Regions from separate parts of the Homo sapiens genome. Here region 1 is linked to region 2. A link is a loop called in an ENCODE intact Hi-C map of the cell type or tissue named here. Cell type or tissue: heart right ventricle. All regions are shown on one strand. Links, peaks and the distances in the headings refer to the core of each region. The heading gives the core; the rest is flanking DNA.

Region 1 (8,339 bases), core at 275-8,274, 260 kb after region 2:
TAAATAACCTGTTCCTGAATGAGCACTGACCCAAAAAATAAGTCAAGATGGAAATTAAAAAATTCTTCAAACTAAATGACAAAAATGACACAACCTATCAAAACCTCTGTGATACAGCAAAAGTGGTGCTAAGAGGAAAGTTTATAGCCCTAAACACCTGCATCAAAAAGTCTGAAAGAACACAAACAATCTAAGGTAACACCTTAAGGAACTAGAGAAACAAGAATGAAACAAATTTAAACCCAGCAGAATAAAGGAAATTACCAAGATCAGAGCAGAACTAAATGAAATGGAAACAAACAAAAGGAAATACAAAAGATAAATGAAACAAAAAGCTGGTTCTTTGAAAAGGTAAATAAAATTGATAGACCGTTAGCAAGATTAACCAAGTACAGAAGAGAGAAAATCCAAATAACCTCACTAAGAAATGAAATAGGAGATATTACAACTGACACCACTGAAATACAAAAGATCATTCAAGACCACTATTAACAACTTTGTGTACATAAACTAGAAAACCTACAAGAGATGGATAAATCCCTGGAAAAAATACAACCCTCTTAGCTTAAATCAGGAAGAATTAGATACCCTGAACTGACCAATAACAAGCAGCAAGATTGAAATGGTAATTTAAAAATTACCAACACAAAAAAGTCCAGGACCGACTCACAGCAGAATTCTACCAGACATTCAAAGAAGAATGGGTACAAATCATTCTGACACTACACAAGATAGAGAAAGAAGGAACCCTCCCTAATTCATTTGATGAAACCACCATCACCCTAATACCAAAACCAGGAAAAAATATAACCAAAAAAGAAAACTACAGACTGATATCTCTGATGAATATAGATGCTAAAATCCTTAACAAAATACTAGTTAACTGAATCCAACAACATATCAAAATGATAATCCATCATCATCAAGTGGGTTTCATACCAGAGATGCAGGATGGTTTCACATAAACGACTCAATAAATGTGATAGACCACATAAACAGAATTAAAAGAAAAAATTACATGATCATCTCAATAGATGCAGAAAAGTCATTCAACAAAATCCAGCCTCCCTTTATGATTAAACTCTCAGCAAAATCAACATACAAGGGACATACTTCAATATAATAAAAGCCATCTATGGCAAACCCACAGCCAACATAATACTGAGTGGGGAAAAGTTGAAAGTATTCCCTCTGAGAACTAAAACCAGAGAAGGATACCCACTCTCACCACTCCTCTTCAACATAGTACTGGAGTCTTAGTCAGAGCAATCAGACAAAAGAAAGAAATAAAGGGCATCCAAATCAGTAAAGAGGAAGTCAAACTGTCACTGTTTGCTGACGATATGATCATTTGTCTTGAAAACCATAAAGACTCCTCCAGAAAGCTCCTAGCACTGATAAAAGAATTCAGCAATGTTTCCAGATACAAGATTAATGTACACAAATCAGTAGCTCTTCTATTCACCAACAGCGACCAAGCAGAGAACTGAATCAAGAACTCAACCCCTTTTACAATAGCTGCAAAAAAAAATAATAAAATACTTAGGAACATACCTAGCAAAGGAGTCAAAAGACCTCTACAAGGAAAACTACAAAACAATGCTGAAAGAAATCTTAAATGACACAAACGAATGGAAACACATCCCATGCTCATGGATGGTTAGAATCAATATTATGAAAATGCATATTGCCAAAAGCAATCTACAAATTCAACGTAATCCCCATCAGAATACCACCATCACTCTTCACAGAATTAGAAAAAAATAATTCTAAATTTCATATGGAACCAAAAAGGAGCCTGCACAGTCAAAGCAAGACTAAGTGAAAAGAACAAATCTAGAGGTACCACACTACCTGATTTCAAAACTATGCTATAAGGCCATAGTCACCAAAACAGCATGGTACTGGTATAAAAATAGGCACATAGACCAATGAAACAGAACAGAGAACCTAGAAATAAACCCAAATACTTACAGCCAATTGATCTTCAGCAAAGCAAACAAAAACACAAAGTGGGGAAAAGGCACTCTTTTCCACAAGTGGTGCTGGGATAATTGGCTAGCCACATGTAGGAGAATGAAACTGGATCCACATCTCTCACCTTATACAAAACTCAACTCAAGATGGATTAAAGACTTAAACCTAAGACCTGAAACTATAAAAATTCTGGAAGACAACATTGGAAAATCCCTTCTAGACACTGGCTTAGGCAAGGATTTCATGACCAAGAACCCAAAAGCAAATGCAATAAAAACAAAGGTAAATAGCTGGAACCTAATTAAACTAAAGAGCTTTTGCACAGCAAAAGGAACAGTCAGCAGAGTAAACAGACAACCAAGAGAGTGGGAAAAAATCTTCACAATCTATACATCTGATAAAGAACTAATATCCAGAAACTGTAACAAACTCAAATAAATCAGTAAGAAAAAAACAAACAATCCCATCAAAAAGTGAGCTAAGGACATGATAGAAAATCTCAAAAGAAGATATACAAATGGCCAAAAAACATGAAAAAATGCTCAGCATCACTAATGATTGGGAAATGCAAACCCAAAGCACAATTACCCCCTTACTCCTGCAAGAATGGCTATAATAAAAACGTCAAAAAACAGTAGATATTGGCGTGGATGCAGTGAACAGAGAACCCTTCTATACTGCTGGTGGGAATGTAAACTAGTACAGCCACTATGGAAAACAGTGTGGAGATTCCGTAAAGAACTAAAAGTAGAACTACCATTTGATCCAGCAATCCCACTACTGAGTATCTACCCAGAGGAAGAGAAGTCATTATTTCAAAAAGATACTTGCACACTCATGTTTATCACAGCACAATTTGCAACTGCAAAATCATGGAACCAACCCAAATACCCATTAATCAATCAGTGGATAAAGAAACTGTAGTATATATATAAAATGCAATACTATGCAGCCATAAAAGGGAGTGAATTAACAGCATTTGCAGTGACCTGGATGAGATTGGAGACTATTATTCCAAGTGACGTAACTCAGAAATGGAAAACCAAACATTGTATGTTCTCACTGATATGTGGGAGCTAAGGTACGAGTATGCAGAGACATAAGAAAGATACAATGGACTTTAGGGACTTGGGGGGTAGTGTGGAATGGGGGTGAGGGATGAAAGACTACAAATATGGTGCAGTGTATACTGCTTGGGTGATAGGTGTACCAAAATCTCACAAATCACCACTAAAAAACTTACTCATGTAACCAAATACGACCTGTACGCCAATAACTTATGGAAAAATTTTTTTAAAAGGTGGAGTCTCACTCTGTTGCCCAGGCTGGAGGGCTATGGCACAATCTTGGCTCACTGTAGCCTCCATTTCCTGCATTTAAGTGGTTCTCCTGCCTCAGCCTCTGAAGTAGCCACCATGCCCAGCTAATTTTTGTATTTTTAGTAGAGACGGGGTTTTGCCATGTTGATCAGGCTGGCCTTGGACTCCTAACCTCAAGTGAACTGGCTGTATCAGCCTCCCAAAGTGCTGAGATTACAGGCGTGAGCCACCATACCCAGTTGATTTTAAAACGTTAAAAACAACCTTACATAACTAGAGTAAATACCACTTGATCATGGGATACTATTCTTTGTGCATTGTTGGGTTGCATTTGTTAATGTTGTGAGAATTTTTATATCTGTAGACTAACATCTCTCAAGAACTTAGTGTTTTTTTGTGTTTGTGCTCTCTTTCTAGCTTTGATCTCCAGGTAATACTGGCTTCCTCAAATCCATTGAGAAGTGTGACCGGCCTGAAACAGTTCCTATAAACTTGATAAATTAATGAGGGAAGAAGAGAAGGGAGAAACAAAATATGCCCAGCTTGCAGCCCACTCGGCGTTCATCATGAGGTCAGCTGCTCTCTGACGCTTCTTCTGAGCTGCATAGTGCCTGTTGTGCTGTAGTCGTGTAGACCCTGTAGTTTCCCTTAACTGCTCTATAGATAGAGTTTCATGATGTTCAAGTTACGTTTTCCTTTTGGGAGACTGCTTCAGGTCCTGTATACTGATGCAGCTACTGACTCAGCTGGTCTTAAGGACCCCATGAGGAGCTGACTCAAAAGAACAGTTTCTACATCCTGATGATTTCATCCCCCATACCCCATCCAATCAACAACCCTAATTTTCCAACCCCTCACCCTCCACAGTCCTCTTAAAAACCCCAGCTCAGAACTCCTCAGGGAGATGCATTTGAGGGTCTCCTCCCATCTCCTCACTTGATGCACTATGATCATTAAACTTTCTCTGCAAACCCTGCTGTCTCAGTGTAATTGGTCTACTGCACAGCAGTATATGAACCTGTTGGTCCTATAACATGCTTTTTTCTTTTTTGGAAGTGATATATGAAACTGGTGTTACCTTGACTTTGAATGTTTGGTAAAACCCTCCAGTGAAACGGTCCCTTGTAATTAGCATAACAATGAATAAATGATATGCTGTCTCAAATCTTCAAGTAGGAGTTATAAGAATATCCTCTAAAAAGAATAGAATCTAGTCCAAATTCTTCAACCTACAGGTAATTGGAAGAACAGTGAACAGCCATTTGGAAGCAGGCTGCAGTGGAGGTAGTTGACTCACTGCTGCCCCCTCGTTGTAAGTCATCCAAAGGGCCACAAAAGAGGGTCAATTTTGGATAAGTCCAAAGAAAAGCCAATAAAAAGCTTCAATATAAAGGGCCCAGAAGAGGGTAGCAAAATTTTCAAAGATAATTCTGAAAAAAATTCCAGGTCACTGGTGCTGGCTCTTCAGGCTGGGGAAGGGAGTATCTGGGCATGCCTGGGAGCCCAGGTGCCTGAGTCCTCAGGAACATGCCTAGGGCTCTGTTCCTGCCTGGATAAAGAGCTTACAGGAATTCTGGGGATGGGCAGGAGGGCTAATCCAGGATCGTAGGCTGTGCTGCCTGTTGATCCATGGCCCAGTCATTATTATGGATCCATTCCTTGGAGCTGGAAGAGGCAGTGTCCCTCTGCCTGGGCTTCATAAAGGTACAGGCACAGGAATGCTGGTCCAGAGCCCCGTCTGACCTTAGTCAGAGCTGCTCTTCTTTACCTGTTTTGTTCAGGACTCCAAATAGTTAACTTGGAAAATCAAAGTTGGACCACTCAGAAAACAAGTTCTTCATCTCTCTAGAATCACCTGTTCCACTCACCCCATGAGCTGAAAGGAACAAAATTTGTGTCACTCTTTTCTTCTTGGAATTTACCTTTTGGTAGTTAATAAACTTTGTTATATGGTATTCACTATATATTTGTCATACTAAGTATCACATACATGTCAAGCCATGATGAACCAAACATTCCCAAGGGCAGCTAGGGGTGGAGCTTGGGACATCTTGTGATTGAATCCTCCTCCATAGCTTTGAGCTTCCACGTGGGCTTTTTTAAAAGCTGTGGGGGAGTGGAGGTGTTAGGTCTTCCCTTGCTTGCCTGTTGGCTTATCCATCTCTCATTTCCTTCAAGCACTGACACTGTCCCTTCTTCATCATTTCTTGGCACCTAACAAAGGACCCTTGCATGGAACTTTGGAAGAGCAGAGGATGATAGGTAAAATGGAAAGAGCTTAAATCTGAGCAGGCACCACTGTTTCCCCTGGGCACAGGCCATCCCCACCTCGCACATACATACTCACCTACGCTTACCCTAAGCCTTTGTCCAAATCCCTCTCACAAAGCATCTAGCTTGCCTCTCCTTCCTCTGTCTCAAGTCACCAGGAACTTGAATTCAGGCTTCCTGGGGCAGTAAGAAAACCTTCTCAATTTAATATGATCAACAGCTCCCCCATACTCCTGAGCAGCCAGGATGACTCCTTTGCAGAGCCAAAGATCCATTTCCCTAACAAAATGTCCTTCTCATCTTGGGGAGAATTCTGTTAGGAACAGGGATGGGATCTCCACCTTGAGGTCTGAGGACAGAAATTTGGTTAAGAAGAAATTACATCTTTATTTCCACTAGCCTGTAACTGAAATTTGGCATCTCCTTCTACCATGAATGGAGGCAACAAGCTAGAGTTTTATTATCAGGACTTATGACTTTATTTCCAGCAGAAATTGAAGATATTTTCATCTCATTTCAAACATGTAAATATATCTTCAAATAGCATTTATGTTCCCCACTACTTGGAAATTATAGAAGTTATCACACTTGCTGCTAGGACCTGTTAATAGCTAAAACCACATAGACATGACTATACTTACATAGTTTAGTGCTTTTTCTTTAAATCACACGTATTTGATTTTCAGCACTTATCAGCTTTCTTCTGAGAAAGGTTTCACAGGCTCCAGCAGACTGCCAAAGAGGTCCGTGGCACAAAAAAACCCATATTCCAGACACATCTTGTGACTGACTGCAGTCTATCTGTAGCACAACCTGTCTCCTCTTTAAGCACCTCACAATTCAGTCAGCTGTCGGTTACCAATTAAATGTATATCAAAGCTTTAGAGTGCAGAACCTATTCAAGGACTACAGGAACTGGGAGGAGAGTGAGCAGGTGGGTGGGGAGCTACTTGTACCAATACCCTATCCATATTGGTTTCGTCTGGGTTTTCCCATAGGCCAGAGTGCCCAAACCTGCCCTCACCTGACATGCTGACATGAGGATGGCCTTGTCACATGTACTGCCATCTATGACAGAATTTGGTCTTGGATATTCTGTTCCAGAACCCAGAGGTGGTGGTAGGCAGAGGAACAAAGTCGACTGAGCCTCTGGGGGAACAAGAGGAAACAAAGGAAATATTTAACAAATTAAGAGACAATCGGAAGTCAATGAGAGGAGGCAAACTATCAATGGTCAGATGAGCAGGGAGTCCCCAGCATGGGTGAGCCCACCCTCAGTGGGGAAGGGAACTTGCCTGTGGTGTTAGCTTCTATGATGGAAGTCCATGAAGAAGAAGTTCTACAAATGGGGAAATTGAGACAACACAAGCAAACTAAGAAACTTGGGACACATAGTAGAAATCTAGACGGTTCTTTTAATGGACAGACTATTCTTTAAAGGAGGTCCTAAAACTGTAGAGATCACAGTCCCCGCTAGGTTCACCACCCCACCTGGCAGGAAATGTTGTGAGAAGGGGTTTAAGTGTAAAGTAAACTTGTAACAAGAGTGGCTGGCGCCAGTCTAAGCAAGAGGTACCACAAGGAATTTGTGCACATCCAGGAATGTGGAGTTCCACAACTCTCAACTAGCTTGTGGGAAAGCATAGGGCTGCTTTTCTGTTGACTAAAGCTATGAAAGAACTGAAAAGTGTGGCTTGCCAGGAAAACACTTGCTGTCCCCAAGGACACTAGCGCTGAGGACATGAGAGGAAGCAACACCCTTGGATCTGCCATCACTTGTCTAAGAATGGCAATCATCCAGTAACAGATCAGCCTTGGCTTTCAGGCCAACAAATTTCAGGCACTTGTAATAAGCTGTGCAACCATCGCCACTATTTTCTTACCCAATTCCTTTTCAGCTCCAGCAGGTCCTGCCAGTCACCTTGTACGACTTACCCCACTGGCTTTTTACATTTCAGAATTAAGAAATATCATACAGCAAACAAAGGGTTGAGTTAAAAAAGCTTGTTTGCACATTGTTTTAGGAATTCAGAACACATTTCCCATAGAAACAATGCAGACAAGCCACAAAGGCAGATGGTTCCCTTCCTTCTGCCCCCACCCAAAAGTTTAGCCTGTGATGTTCTGAAAGCACAGTATTATTCCCCATTAAATTGTTCCTGAAATAATGCCTTTTGAGTCATAATTCAGAATGCCTAACTGAATTTTATGGTGGCTTTAAATGTGGCCCCAAAGTTCTTTGCACTCTATGTGCTCTCCCCTTGATCCTGGCTCTGATGACTTGACCAAAAGAATAAGGCAGAAAGGATGCTATGCCAGTTAATTTTGTGATTATAGAATTACTATGATACCAAAACCAGATAGTACTAAAAAACCCCAAAGACCACTATCCCTAAAAAATACGGATGCAATAATCCATACAAAATATTAGTAAATAGAATTCAGCAATACATAACTATATACCATGATCAAGTGAGATTTTTTTTCCCCAGGAGTTCAAGGCTGCTTTAATATGTAAAAATGAATATAATCCACCATGTTAACGGACTAAATAAAAATCACATGGTCATATCAAGGGGGAAGGGAAGCATTTGACAAAATTCAACACCCATTATGATGAAACTCTCAGAAAAATAGGAATAGAAGAAAACTCTTCCAACTTGATGAGCATCCACAAAAAGTCCAGGCTCCCTCCACGGTCTTCCTGGTAACATGGGAGTGAGGGACTTTCACAGGCTGGCAGGGATGGAAGTCTTGGCTCCCTACTCAGTC
Region 2 (8,339 bases), core at 221-8,220:
ATTGAATTTATACATTTCCTTGGGGAGTATGGCCATTTTTATGATATTGATTCTTCCTATCCATGAGCATGGAATGTTTTTCTATTCTTTTATATTTTCTCTGATTTCTGTGAGCAATGGTTTGGTTCTCCTTGAAGAAGTCTTTCACTTCCCTTGTTAGCTGTATTCCTAGGCATTTTATTCTCTTGGTAGCAATTGTGAATGGGAGTTCATTCATGATTTGGCTGTCTGCTTGCGTGTTGTTGGTGTATAGGCATGCTTGTGACTTTTGCACATTGATTTTGTATCCTTAGAGTTTGCTGACATTGCTTATCAACTTAAGAAGCTTTTGGGCTGAGACAATGGGGTTTTCTAGATATTGGATCACGTCATTTGCAAACAAACACAATTTGGCTTCATCTCTTCCTATTTGAATACCCTTTATTTCTTTCTGTTGCCTGATTGGCCTACCCAGAACTTCCAATACTATGTTGAATAGGAGTGTTGAGAGAGGGCATCCTTGTCTTGTGCCAGTTTTCAAGAGGAATGAAAGCCACAGTCTTTTTACAACCTACACTAGAAAGTGATGCCCTATCACTTCTGCCATATTCTGTTCATTAGAAGGAAGTGACTAGATCCAACACCCACTCACGGGAAGGAAATTACCTAGGGATGAGAATATCAGGAGGCAGGCATCAGCAAGTGCCATTTTAGAGGCTACCTGCCACAATGACCATTTGTTTATTTTCCCAACACAGTCTCAATCTATGCCTTTAAATATTTGTCCCGGTTAGGTTTCTTCTTTCCCTGTTTCTCTTTTCTTCCTTTCCCTCTAATTTCTATACAAATAAAACTATAAGCTATAAGGTGGGGCCAAACACGCTTGAAAAAATAAAGAATATTTACATAGTCAAAAAATACTCCCCTTAGTATACATATTTATTACAAAGGGGAAAAAGGTAGCTTTACAGTGGAGAAGTATGGCAGACATCACCTGAATTTGACGACAAAACCTAACTCATCAGCCACAGGACAAGTCGAAAGCATGTACAACTTGATAGGATGGAATAAGAAGAACACAGCATCGTGTATGTGATATTCCTGCTGGAGATGCATATCCTGCATTTAATCATGAGAGAACATTAGACTAATAAAATTAAGGGACATGCTATAGTCTGTACTCTTCAAAATGTTGGAGTCATGAAAGTCAAGGGGAGACCAAGGGACTCTTCCAGATTGTAGGCAATTAAAAACACATGTTGAATAAATGCAACCTGTGATTCTGAGCTGCATCATTCTTCTACAAAAAAATTACTGAAGTAATTGATAAAACCTGAATGAAATCTCAGGACTAGATGGGGTAATGCATCAGTGTTAATTTCCTGATTATGATGGTTCTATTTTGGTTATGTAGGAGAATGACCTTGTTTGTAGGAAATATATATTATCATAATCAGAAGTGATGGGACATTGCCTTAGCAACTTACTCTTAAATGGCTTCAAGGAAAAAAAAAGTTCTGTACTTGTAAATTTTTATAACTTGTAGAAGTACTTACAGCTTTTCTGTAAGTTTAAAGTTGCTTCAAAATATAATTTTAAAATGCCACAATTAGAGTAATAAGTTATATGATTACCTCACTTGTGGATATAGATGCTCCCCTAAAAATTCTCTCTCCATACTTATTGCTGCCCAAAATACTAATTCATTCTCATAGTTATGTCCTTTTCTCTAGAGAAAAATCTTGTGCAAAGCAATGTGGAGGACAAAGCAAAGTTCTGTGGCAGAACTTTGGAATGTCAAATCTTATTAAACTCTCCTATGCAAAGGAATTAGAAGAACAAAAATAAATCCCAGGTTTGGAAGCTAAATTTATATGAAGGAGAAGTTGAAAGATATTTCATTACCCAGCAAATTCTTAAAATGTCATTTCAGTCCAAAAGTGAAACTCTTGATCCACTATGAGGCCTTTACAAATTAAATTAGCCTCACTTATTTCCATATTTAGTCTATAAAATAGAAACAAAAAGGCATTTGTACATTCTACCAAACTATATGCCAATGATCGTAGCCCAAACTCTTTCTTTACATAGGTTGTCAAGGTTGTTACCACAAAAGCAGGTATCGTACACTCCCCAAGGTTCACAGGACCTGGGTAAGAGAAGAGGAAAGGCAATGAAAGTGTGAAGATCCTTGAAATAAAGATGATCTCCAATGGTAGTAACACCAGAATCCAGATACACAGAAACAGACTGAAGAAATGAGAGGAATAAAAGGGAATAAGTAGAAGTTGGAGTTTATAAGAAACTCCTGTAGAAACTATTCAATACCTGAATAACTGCAAATACTTTAGGCAAATGATTATGAGGAACTTAGAAGATATAAGTAGCTTTTGTAGTTTTTGCTTTGCGGAAGGAAGGAAGGCTGTGACTACTCCACTTGCCTTGGCTGGAGGCCATGTGCAGGTGGGTCCTTCAGCGGGCACTGTGTGGTTCCTGGCTTCCACCCCACCACATCATCACTGTGGCCTCTGACTGCTTGCTTCTCTTCCTCGTTCTGCACTCTCCTCCAGCTGAGTTTCACTTAGCAAAACAGACGATGTTCAGTCTTCACAGGTGGGAGTCATGAAGGTCAAACATTACATTCCCCAATTTGATCTAATCGAAGACATACCCTCCCCAAATCTAAAATATGTAACACACTCAACGGCCTCTGCTTTGTTGATTCTGGGAACTACACCAAACACAGTTTTGAGACACTTGCTATTTCCTTTCCATCTAGAGCCACTCCTCACTCTCCTCATATTTTCCCCTGAAGCTGTTGGATTTATTTCTAAGCTCTGGAACCTTGAGTGGGATGATTCATATTCCAAGTATTTTTTCCTTTTTTATACATTTCTTAAGTTATATTTTTCAAGGAATTTGTCCATATCATCTAAGCTGTGCAATTTATTGACATCAAGCTGACCATAATGTACTCTGACCATTCTTTTGATGTCTCCAAAATCTACACTGTTGCTTCCTTTTCCATTCCTGATATTAGAAATTAGAGTTGTCTCCTTTTTCCTTGATCAGTTCAGCTAAAGTTTCATTATCTACATTTGAAATCCAGACTCTGTCCCTTTTCCTTGTCCTCAAATGCAATTTGGTCAGAAGCTGGAGGATTTACAGGACTGGGTGAAGTCAGCGTTGGTTGAGGAGGGGAGGGTGCAGATGGGGTCAGGAGCAGAACTCTGAAGGTCAGGAGGCTGATAAGGAGGGAATTCAGTGACTCAGAACTGGGTGGATGCAGCGCTGAAGTGTAGAATAGCCATGGTTACACACCCTTCCGCAGTTGTTATAGGGATATTTCCTGGTAATGTATTGTAAAAGGACAATTTCCCAGTATATTTTGCTCAAGTCTGGAGAACTGAACATTTACGCTCTACAGCTATGTATTAAACTCACAGGCACTTCAGACAAGTTGAGATGTATAGTGTAGATCTCTCTCTAATATGGGGAAGAAGCGACACAGGACTTGAGACTCCAGAAAGGGCAGAAGAGCTGCTTCTTCAAAGCTCTGTCTGTGTAAACCATAGTTACCTCTGAGATGTCGGAATGATGGTGATTCTTAGTTTCCAGTGTTTTACCATGGCATGCGTTATTATTTAATAAGAAAACCAAATATTTTATTATTATGCATGCTACAATTTTGTGTACTAGGAAGTGTGCTAAACAGAAAGAAAAATACCAATAAAATGAGTTGTAAATGAGCTGTAAATAATATAAATGAATAAAATCAAATATATAAAATAAAATAATACAAATGTGAGGCCACGATGAAAAACAATGTATGTATATAAAGCCTAAGCTTCTTTTTATAAGATACCAAGGCCTTCCCTTTGGTCTCAGATCAGACCAGAATAGAGCCCTCAGTCTGAACCTCGGGGCATTAATTTTTAAGACTTGGTTCTTCGTTTCAATGATGACATGCTTGCTTGGGTTACGCAGTAGACACTGCACCCGTGTAATCTGGAGTTGCTAGCTGACCTTCCCCTGAGATGCACAGTGGAACAAGGACAGTTCATTCAACCTTCTGCAGAATCCTGAGTAGATGAGAGAGCCAAGTGGAAAGATCTGCTGAATGTGAATCTTTAAAATTGCAAGCTCCTCCAGGTTGGCCACATGCGCGTGAAGGGTAGACCACCCTCTCTCTCTCTATGTGTTCTTGATTTAGCCACTTGCTTTTCAAGATTCCTTTGTGCCTGGATTTAAAATGGGAATTTGGTCTGTCTTATAATTTGTGAGGTAAGATCTTTAAAGTGAGAGACAACACTGAAAGATAAATGTATGAAGAGATGATGTTATGCATTCAAATTTAACACTCATCAAGAACACATTAGACTGTCCCTTAGAAAAACCCACCAAGTGCAGTTGTTTTGGCTTCTTTCAGGGTCTGGGATCCCTTTGTGAGCCTCATGACGCAAGGACCTTTGCTTCATAAAGAAGGCACGAAATGTGACTTTAGAAAGCTCATGATTTCCAGAACCCAGAGTGGATCCTGGTTCAGAACGACTGCTCCAAGGGCCACACTTCTGCGCAGGTTTCCCCAAGAGTGCATTTGGAGGAGGACTTGAGGGATGCTCCCTGGTGCTCCTCTGTCAATGCTTTCTTTGTTTTATTCTGCTTTACTCTAGGTCTTCTCAGAGCTCTCAATATGGTTACATGCATGGGGAATCTTGTTTCTCAAACTTGCTCTTGGAGCAGAGTTGCAGTGGGGGAAGTGTGGTCTATGGGCACAGCTCCCACTAGGGCCTGCAGCTTCCTGGTTCAAGCAGAAGCCTTGCAAACATATTCATCTGGAAAAAGCATAGCACAGAGGCCCCAGTTGCAGAGATGCTCCGGAAGCCTGAGGTATGCACAGGGCTAGTGAGCTAAGAATATTCCTCTGTCGCCTTTTCAAGGACAAGGGAAGCCAGGGTGGAGACTGTGCTGAGCTAAGGTAAATATAAAACAATCCCAGGGCGGTCCCTCAGAGGAAGGCTTAGCTCCCCGGAGCCTTGGGTAGAGACGCTTCCTGCCTGCCTCGGGGAGTCCTCCTGCCAGGAAGAGGCCTCAGACTCTGCTATGTCTGGCCCTGTGGGGTGATCCCACGTGCTGGGAAGGAGGGAAAAGCAGGGTGGGGTGGGGCACCCTGACATTGTTTCAGATCTCCTGCAGTACGCCTCACTACATGATAAAGCAAAACCAGACTTTGTTTTAAAATAAAATTTTTATTTTAGATTTTTTTTTCTCTTATGGCCTTCCCCAAAGACAGATTTAAAAGAAATTATTTTATTATGGAAAATTTCCTGCAAATGCATGCATCAACTTCCATGCACTCGTCGCTAAGGTACTCCTGACCCGTGTCCTCTGTAACATCCAGCCCTCCTGCAAGGCCCCACTGGACTATTTTGAGGCAAAGCCAAGTATCATATAATTGCATCCTTCAGCATGTATTCTAACAGATCAGGGAATATAAATCCATACTGTGATACCATGAGCATACAAAAATATCATCACTTCATGTTATGTAGTAAGTTTCAATTGAGACTTGCCATTTCCTCATTGTTTCATGAATGCTTTTTAACAGGATTTTGTACAAACAGAATCCAAACAAGTTCTGCATGTTATATTTAACTGATATGCCCTAAGTTTCTCTCTCTTTTTTTTTTTAAAAAAAAAAAAAACAACAACTGAGGCTTAAAATGCCTGGCATACTGTCCAATGATTTAATTGTGTAGCTTCGTGAATGTTTAATAACGCCTATCTAGAGTCACATTGCACTGCTCAGATCAAGATGTGGACATTCCCAACTCCCCACACCTCTGGCTCCTTCCGGTCATCACCCACCCACCAGAGGGAATCTGTGTTCTGGCTTCCCTCAACACAAGCCCTTTAGCCTGTTCTTTCTGAAAAAAAAAAAAAAAAAAAAAAAAAAACCACCAAAAAAAAACTTTAATGTTAGTTTCAGGGGTACATGTGCAGGTTTGTCGTATAGGTAAATTACATGTCTATGTCTTGGGGTTTTGGTGTACAGCTTATGTTGTCACCTGGCAGATAAGCATGGTACTCAGCAGGTAGTTTTTCAATCCTCACTCTCCTCCCACCCTCCACCCTCAAGGGGTCCCAGGTGTCTATTGTTTCCTTCTTTGTGTCCATGTGTACTCAATGTTTAGCTCCCACTTATAAGTGAGAACATGTGGTATTTGGTTTTCTCTTCCTGTGTTAGTTCACTTAGGATAATGACCTCCAGCTCCATTCTTGTTGCTGCAAAGATCATGATCTCGTTCTTTTTTTCTGGCTGTGAAGTAGTCCACCTCTAGCCTGTTCTTAAAATTCATAGAATCTTACATACAGTGTGTGCTCTTTCCTGTCTGATTTCTTTTGCTCAGATTCCTGCCTGTAGACTCTGCCATGATTTTGCAAATGTTGCAGTTGTCATTTTTTTTTGTAGTACTTCATTGGTGAATGTGGTTTTATTTTGCTGTCTGTATTGATATGGATTGCTTCTATGCTTTGGCTAGTACTAATAATGCTGTTATGAACATTTCTGCCCACGTTTTCTGGTAACATAGCACTCCCCTATGAAATGTTTCGACCTCAGGGTAGGTACACTTTAGCTTTCGGAAATGTCCCCAAGTAATTTTCCAAAGTGTATGAATTCCACTTGTCACACATCCTTATGAACACTATGTTATCTTTTTGTTAAAGCCCATTTTGATATAGAGTAAAAAGATTATCCCCTTGATTAAATTTAAGGTAGGCTCCTCTGAGTTCTCCTTTCTTTAAATTTTTTAATTATACTTTAAGTTCTAGGGTACATGTGCACAACGTGCAGGTTTGTTACATATGTATACATGTGCCATGCTGGTGTGCTGCACACATTAACTTGTCATTTACATTAGGTATATCTCCCAATGCTATTGGGAAAACTGGCTAGCCATATGTAGAAAGCTGAAACTGGATCCCTTCCTTATGCCTTATACAAAAGTTAATTCAAAGGATTAAAGACTTAAATGTTAAACCTAAAACCATAAAAACCCTAGAAGAAAACCTAGGCAATACAATTCAGGACATAGGCATGGGCAAGGACTTCATGTCTAAAACACCAAAAGCAATGGCAACAAAAGCCAAAATTGACAAATGGGATCTAATTAAACTAAAGAGCTTCTGCACAGCAAAAGAAACTACCATCAGAGTGAACAGGCAACCTACAGAATGGGAGTTCTCCTTTTAATAGACCTCAATTTTGGTCAATAAATCCTTGAACAAGCACAAACAGTTTCTAACAGCACAAGACCACATCCCCAAGAGGATGCTAGCCCTCATTTAAATTGCCTTCCTGGGAAAACTTAAGGCTGTTAAAATAATTTACAGTTTGTTTCAGCCAATACCTGAGGATAGGGCTTCTGTCTTCCAGCCCCAGTCTCAGGAGGATGAGACCCTAACACTGAGGATTGTCAGCCTGGTCTCGTTTACACGGGCTGATATTTCATGAATTTTAACTTTTCTGTATGGCCTGCCCACTTCCTACTTCTTCATTCTCCTTTTAAAATGCCAGTTTACCTGCGTACAAATGGAAGTTGAGTTCCCTTCATGGAGGACTCTTTTCCCTATTTCACTAGTTATTACTAAAATCGGTCCTTACCCCTTTACCTAGTGTCGGGCTGTTTATCTTTGACAGTAACAATAGCTCATCATGGCTTTACTTTCCATTTTCCTGATGGCTGATGAGGTGGAACATCTTTTCACATGTATTTGGGTTTCTTCTTCTCTGAGGTATCTATTCAGGTTCCTTTGCTCATTTTTTTTAAGCTGTCTGTTTCTTAAGTGTTTTTATATAAGTTTTTTTTTCCCTCCTAAAATGGCATGTGAAGAACAAATTATCCACAGAGGTTTAGAATAGAATAGATTAGACATGGACAGTTTAAAGGTGAAAGAATAGAGCCTAAGAACAATGAAAATGATAAAAGTGTTGGTCTCTTTCGAGGATTTAGAAAGAATGGGATTATGCAATGGATCTTTTGTTATCTTCCAAAAGAAATCCATTTCTTGGGAACAAGATGAGCATAAAAGTAATGAAACACAAATGACTTCGTGACTTATATGAATGATGGAAAAAGATGATTATTGGAAAGACATTATACTAATGTATAATAATAGAAAGCAAATAAAAAGAGTAAAAGTTTGGAGAAGGTTATGAGTTCTATGTAAAACTCTTCATAAAATATTCTACTCTTTCTACACTATGATAAGGCTCACAAAAATACATAACATAAAAATAGTCATATTTTATCCAGTGGGTTTTAAATATTTATGGAAGTCCTCATGATTCTCTTTAA

The links. Hi-C counts contacts between places; a loop is a spot of excess contacts. Peaks named below come from ENCODE experiments on the same cell type or tissue, not always from the same donor. Only the 100,000 strongest peaks of a DNase experiment are listed, where the experiment ranks them.
Region 1: a loop joins it to region 2, with 2.8 times the contacts of the local background. A loop is called at or near these places in 5 of 110 quality-filtered maps.

Annotation. Positions count from the first base shown.
Region 1 is chr20:22,969,940-22,978,278 of GRCh38, forward strand. LOC107985449 (a long non-coding RNA gene) reads left to right here. Exons shown (of 3, transcript XR_001754537.2): 3 at 3,714-4,267. Among named protein-coding and RNA genes, the nearest start is that of SSTR4, 61 kb to the right of the region's middle. In heart right ventricle, for the core only: a CTCF peak has its summit at 4,605; a DNase peak (open chromatin) is centred at 7,321; H3K27ac peaks cover 1,688 bases; H3K27me3 peaks cover 376 bases.
Region 2 is chr20:22,714,434-22,722,772 of GRCh38, forward strand. No RefSeq gene overlaps it. Among named protein-coding and RNA genes, the nearest start is that of LINC01747, 33 kb to the left of the region's middle. In heart right ventricle, for the core only: no CTCF peak of the experiment used is centred there; a DNase peak (open chromatin) is centred at 4,963; H3K27ac peaks cover 4,784 bases.